2 separate regions of the Homo sapiens genome follow, and region 2 is linked to region 1. A link is a contact called in ENCODE Hi-C or POLR2A ChIA-PET data. All regions are on one chromosome and are shown on one strand. Each heading gives the region's core, a stretch centred on a gene start or an enhancer-like site at or near the end of the contact. The rest is flanking DNA. Distances are from core to core; before and after follow the strand shown.

The links. A loop is a pair of places that touch in the nucleus more often than their neighbours do. ChIA-PET counts read pairs that join two places held with the same protein, here RNA polymerase II (POLR2A). Pooled maps may share reads with other maps.
Region 2: a loop to region 1 is called in a pooled map, with 2.1 times the contacts of the local background. The contact joins two enhancer-like sites. A Hi-C loop is called at or near these places in 2 of 50 pooled maps. POLR2A ChIA-PET finds 5 or more read pairs at or near these places in 10 of 52 experiments (Caco-2, GM10248, H1 and 6 more).

Annotation. Positions count from the first base shown.
Region 1 is chr17:75,248,779-75,251,963 of GRCh38, forward strand. The region is part of intron 1 of GGA3 (golgi associated, gamma adaptin ear containing, ARF binding protein 3); the gene reads right to left. Among named protein-coding and RNA genes, the nearest start is that of GGA3, 11 kb to the right of the region's middle. RefSeq lists enhancers at 1,747-1,846, 1,857-1,966 and a silencer at 2,290-2,584. Within about 2 kb of position 1,458, at least 11 of the 41 ENCODE cell types and tissues checked have a DNase peak (open chromatin) inside an H3K27ac peak, as active enhancers do.
Region 2 is chr17:75,368,834-75,372,018 of GRCh38, forward strand. The region is part of intron 2 of GRB2 (growth factor receptor bound protein 2); the gene reads right to left. Among named protein-coding and RNA genes, the nearest start is that of GRB2, 35 kb to the right of the region's middle. Within about 2 kb of position 1,623, at least 11 of the 41 ENCODE cell types and tissues checked have a DNase peak (open chromatin) inside an H3K27ac peak, as active enhancers do.

The DNA of each region.
Region 1 (3,185 bases), core at 208-2,707:
CTGTCTAAAAAAAAAACAAAAACAAAAACAAAAAAAACAAAACAAAAAAAAAAAAACTCACCAGCTGGATGAACACATCATAACAGAGACTCCAGCTCCTTCACTGGCAACAGGGCTGCAGGGATCTGAGTAGCGACAGCTGCCAGGCAGAGGGAAGGCCCGTGGCACCCAGTGTATCACCCTGCTTCCCAGGTCGGGGCTCGGCCTCCCCGGCAGTGTTTCTGTTGTGGCTGCAAGGGGAAGATTCTGATGGTTTAGGTTCATATTTATTTATTTATTTATTTTGAGATTGAGTCTCGCTGTGTCACCCAGGCTGGAGTGCAGTGGCGCGATCTAGGCTCACTGCAACCTCCACCTCCCAGGTTCGAGCTATTCTCCTGCCTCAGCCTCCCGAGTAGCTGGGATTATAGGCATGCGCCACTATGCCTGGCTACTTTTTGTATTTTTAGTAGAGATGGGGTTTCGCCATGGTGGCCAGGCCTCCTGACCTCAGGTAAGGAGGTCAAGACCAGCCCTGGCCTCCCAAAGTGCTGGGATTACAGGCGGGAGCCACCGCACCCCGCCTAGGTTCCTCTTTAGAAGAAAAAGAAGGTGTCTGTCTTCAATCTTGAAAGAGAATTAACAGGTCCTTCAAAATCTGGAGCTTGAAAGGAGGGGAGTTAAATGTAATCAAGGGTAGCCATTTGGAAAGAAATGTCTGGCAATCCTGCATTACTGTATGGTAGCCTACCAGCTATCACATTCCAAATGCCAAGTCTCTCCCACCAATTGTCTGAAATTTCCTCAGGCATTAGCGTAGCTCTGTTACTAATTCCTATCAGGTGCTTAAAGTTCTCACATAACACCAAAAGTCTACAGGGTACAAAAATTGAATGGTCTGAGAAGCAATCCCCATCCCCCAGGGCTATTATTTTGGGAACAGTCATACACCTTGTGACAGAAGAAAAACTGGCCCACTCACTTTCACTTTTTGCACGGGGAAAAGCATCTTCTGAGTACAGAGTAAAATGTGGATCCCCCCAACCCCCGAAGCAACTGGTATTCACCATACGTTATCTTCTTCCCAAGTCTATTAGACTTCCAACAGCATTTCTACTTCCAAGAACACTCCTGCCCACTTTTCACTTGTATTAATTTCTCTAGAATCTCACTTTCTTCCACCTTGATAGACCTTTTTATGGCAAATCCACAGGGAGCTCTTTGCCTACTCACGGGCACAAAAAGCCCTAGTTTCTGCAATGGTCAGTTCCATGTCTATCTCCTCCAGCTCTCTGGGCAGCTCAGAAAGCAGAGCTCACCCGCCCACAGGAACGGGAAGGAACCTCTGGGGATAATTCTGGGTGACTTGATCTTTCCATCTGCCTACTGCCTCCCCAGCAGATGCACACAGCCTCCCACCCACTCAACATTTCCTTCACCTGGCATAGAGGTGACACCCGAGCTTCCCCTATAGACCTTGCCTTCCCGAACCGCCCCTCCGGGCTCTGCTCTGACTCATGGTTTCTGTCTATTTTCGAGTCTCTGTTGAAAGCCTCATCTGTTTCTGTGTCTCTGGATTTCCTGCTTTCATTTTTCAGCTTCACTCCATCGCTAGCCTACTCTCGTGGGACTTAAAACGTCATGTGGGGATGGAAACAGCAGCATTGGGTACCCCATTCCAGCACGGCTCAAACATTCCAGAGAAAACAAGATCTACATAGCAGGCTGGATGCGGTGGCTCACGCCCGTAATCTCAGCACTTTGGGAGGCCAAGGCAGGTGGATCATTTGAGGTCAGGAGTTCAAGACCAGCCTGTTCAACATGGTGAAATCCTGTCTCTACTAAAAATACTAAAATTAGCTAGGCACGGTAGCACACACCTGTAATCTCAGCTACTTGAAGGCTGAGGCTGGAGAACTGCTTGAACCCAGGAGGCAGAGGTTGCAGTGAGCCATGATTGTACCACTGCACTCCAGCCTGGGCAACAGAGTGAGACTCCATCTCCAAAAAAAAAAAAAAAAAAAATTATATACATATGGTCTGGGCACGGTGGCTCACGCCTGTAATCCCAGCACTTTGGGAGGCCGAGGCAGGCGGATCACCTGCGTGAGGTTAGGAGTTCGAGACCAGCCTGACCAACATGGTGAAACCCCATCTCTACTAAAAACACAAAATTAGCTGGGCATGGTTCCGCGCACCTGTGATCCCAGCTACTCAGGAGGCTAAGGCAGGAGAACCACTTGAACCCAGGAGGCAGAGGCTGCAGTGAGCTGAGATCAGGCCATTGCACTCCAGCCTGGGCCACAGAGTGAGGCTCCATCTCCAAAAAGAAAAATCTACGTAACAAATGACTTACAAACAAGCAGAAGCAAGAACATGGGCTGGAAAGGGAATAAAGGTCAACCTTCACTAGGGTCCTGAATGGAAACACAAACTTAGTCAATCACCAAGTCTTTGTTAAGCACCCGCAGACAATGAAGTAAACAGCATGTCAGCATGCCAGACCCTGGAGGGACTACAGAAAAAGTTCCAGACACAGATTTTACCCTCAAGGAGGCTGTGCTCTCCTGGTTCAATACATGAAAAAAAAAAAAAATCAGTTCAAAAAACAAGACAGTAGATAATTGGGCTAATTTGGTACAGAAATGAGTGTAAAAACAAATGTATGGCCCAGGCACGGTGGCTCACACCCGCAATCCCAGCATTTTGAGAGGCTGAGGTGGGTGGATCGCGAGGTCAGGAGTTCAAGACCAGCCTGGCTAAGATAGTGAAACCCTGTCTCTACTAAAACTACAAAAATTAGCCAGGCGAAGTGGCAGGCGCCTGTAATCCCAGCTACTTGGGAGGCTGAGGCAGGAGAATCGCTTTAACCCAGGCGGCAGAGGTTGCAATGAGCTGAGATTGTGCCACTGCACTCTAGCCTGGGCGACTAGAGTGAGACTCCTTCTCAAAAAAAAAAAAAAAAAAAAAAGCATCACTTCTTTTTCCTGACTTCCCCATTTCTTTTTCTTCTTCCTTTTTTTTTCTTTTTTGAGACAGGGTCTCACTCTGTCACTCAGGCAAGAGTGCAGTGGTGCGATCATGGCTTCACTGTAGCCTCAACTTCCCAGGCTCAGATGATTCTTCTACCTCAGCCTAGCTGGGACCACAGACACTCACATCACACCTAGCTAATTTTTTGTACTTTTGGTAGAGACAGAATTTTG
Region 2 (3,185 bases), core at 373-2,872, 120 kb after region 1:
CTGCACCCAGATAAATATGACTCTTTTCCATTTCCACTAACATACTCCATCAGCTTGCCTGAAACAAAACTGCTTCTCATATACTTGCTGTTTTAAGTGCTTCCATATTTCAGTTAGTTTAATCCTCACAATATCTAATGAGTCAAGGACCATTATTATCCCCATTTTTCCAGTGAGGAAATTGTGACACAAAGAAGTTTAAAAAAAGAACAAAACTTGCCCAACATCATGATCATGGCAAATGGCACAGCCAAAGTTTGAACCCAGATAAGCTGGCTCCAGCCTAGGTCCTCTGTATCTGGCCTCTCCCCTACTTCAATCCACACTACTCAAAGTCATCCTTCTAAAACACAGCTTTGGTATATAAAAAGAACATCTTAGAAATTTAATAATTAATGATTATCCTCATTTTGCATCAACTTACCCCTAGACATTCCTAACCTAGGAGTTCACAATGCGACATATCAAAAGTAACGTATTTAAATGATTTTAAGCTGGAACAGGAGTAGCAGCACAATGTTATAGGAAAATTGAAGGTTTCTTTACACCACAGTCCATGAGCCAAAGATATGAAAATTTAAGAAGGCAAAATATAAGAAGGCATAGTCAACCTTATATTGAGAAAAACTCCCATTTATTCCTTTGCTGCTCTGAGCTCAGCTGTTAGATCAGAATGTGAGACTGAGACAAGGACTCTGGATGGATGGGTATGAGTTGCACTGGTTAAAAACTGTTTCTGGGCCAGGCGCAGTAGCTTACACCTGTAATCCCAGCACTTTGGGAGGCCGAGGCGGGCTGATCACTTGAGGTCAGGGGTTCAAGACCAGTCTGGGCAACATGGTGAAACCGTCTCCACCAAAAAAAAAAAAAAAAAAATTAGCCGGGTGTGGGGGTGCATGCCTGTAGTCCCCAGCTACTCAGGAGGCCGAGACAGGATAATTGCTTGAACCAGAGAGGCAGAGGCTGCAGTGAGCCAAGATCGTGCCACTGCACTCCAGCCTGGGCAACAGAGACTCCGTCTCAAAAAAAAAAAACTGTTTTTGACTATGGCTGATGGTATTTAAGAACTTACTGACTCTGATGCAAATGTACCTACCACTACCAGAAAAACAACTCAAAGCATATATATGTTCCTTTGCTTGAAGGATGGCATTACTTACTCAAAACATGGACCATCACAGTACTAAGAGACAGGGACACTCAATGAATGAATGCTTAAAAGTGATGCTCAGACTGACTCTCGAGGTAATGGCTAAAGCCAGGGCCCATGAGAAATGTAAATTCATTATTTTGTGGATATCATATGGTTAGCTGTTAACAGAGGTCATTGATGCAACGTTCAAGCTCCAAGGCTGCCACTAATATTCATACACCCCAAAAGCTGGCTACTATGGGCAAATTTAAAAAGATATTGGTGCCTTGTTGACTGAAACCCACTATTCCAGGCCTGGAAGAACTGAAATGTCAGTTGATGAAAAAAATTTTCAGAAGTGTGTCAAATCTGTCCGCATGAATTTCAATACGAAGGCTTTCCAAACTCTGACTAAGAGAGAATTTGTACCACTTGTTCCTTCTGACTTCAATATCTTGTTCGGTTTGGATACCTTCCAGGCTGGTACAGCTATGTTTGGCACCACAAAGCATGCCAGCCAGCCCTAGCTGTGTTGCTAATAAGAGGTCAGAACGCGTCCCTGGAAATACAGAGACACAATTAAGACTTCAAACAGCTGTTTGTTAAGCCAAGTGTTCTGGCAAAGCTTGAAAAATAGAAAACCTTCCCCTCAATCCAGCTCACTTTTTTAGCAGCAAAGTAAACTCAAGAGAGCCATCTGATGCGAAGGGACTCTTCTTCCCAGGAGGACTTCAGTCCTCTGCAAAGCTGTTCTTTGGCACTTTCCCTAGGGCTATGGGTTGTGTAAACTATGTAAATTAGAACGAATCTTCACAGTTCCTTCAAACTCTCCCTGTGAGTTTTATTCTTGTTTTTTATACATCCAAAGAATAAAGAACAAATTCAGGTGGGAAAGCCAATGTGTTCGACACCTCCTTTCATAGTTGATCTTTCTTACCCATGTTTGGACAATCTACTAAAATATAATGCCACCACGATGTTGGATGGAACAAATGTCCAAAAACAAAAACTAGTGGAAACTTGGAATGTTTATTGGGCAGTGACTTTAAGAAATAAAAGTGAGGCCAAGTGTGGTGGCCCATGCCTGTAATCCCAGCACTTTGGGAGGCCAAGGTGGGAGGACTGCTTGAGTCCAGGAGTCCGAGACCAGTCTGGGCAACATGGCAAGACCTAATCAATACAAAAATAAAACATAAAAATAAAAAATAACACTGATTAAGTATTCTTTAGATCGTAAGCACAGTAAAGTGTAATTATACTTTACAAAGACTCAAGAAAAAAGTAGTTAAGAAATCTAACCAAGGTGCTGGCAAGGAAAATAAAGGAATAAAAAAAAAAAAATTCAAGGGTTTCTATTTCTGGTCTGTTGCCTAAATAAAGGCAAAAGAGCTGCCGCAACGTAAGAACCAAGCCTGAACTCAGGCAGGACAACATTGAGTGACACAAAGAGGATATCAACTATAGACTCAGTTCACACTGAGTAGGATGAACATGGTGTGAATTTCCTCCCTTCTTGCCTCCAACACATTAAACTATGTTGCTAGGCAACTGTGCAAGATGCTGATAGAGGAACCTACTGTGAAATGGAGTAACAAAAGCACACTGTGGCAAGAGGTACACAATGGTGCTCGGGGCAGCAAAGGGGAACCCGAGGGAAAAGAAGAACACCCAGAAAACCTTCTGGAGATTGGGTCTGTTCTAAGCAACGAGAGGTGGCCAAGGCACGTAAATGCTAAAGGTTACACCACACAAAAGGAACAACATGACTGAAGACCAGAAATACGAGATAGCCCAGTGGTCAGGGAAAACAAGCAACTAACTGAAAATTGACAAAATTTTGTTTAAATATAGAAAGTAAGATCACCCAACCCATTATTTCTGACATTACTGGCAAAAGCGTTGACCAATGGAACACTGTAGAGCTTTCTGGAGGAGGATAGTAAATTATGCAAAACTGTGGTGCAAGTTAACACACAGAATTAAAATGAGTATCTACAATAAGAGTAAGACTTTGCCGAAGATTATTTGCGTAAAACACAGTTCTGAAAAGAAA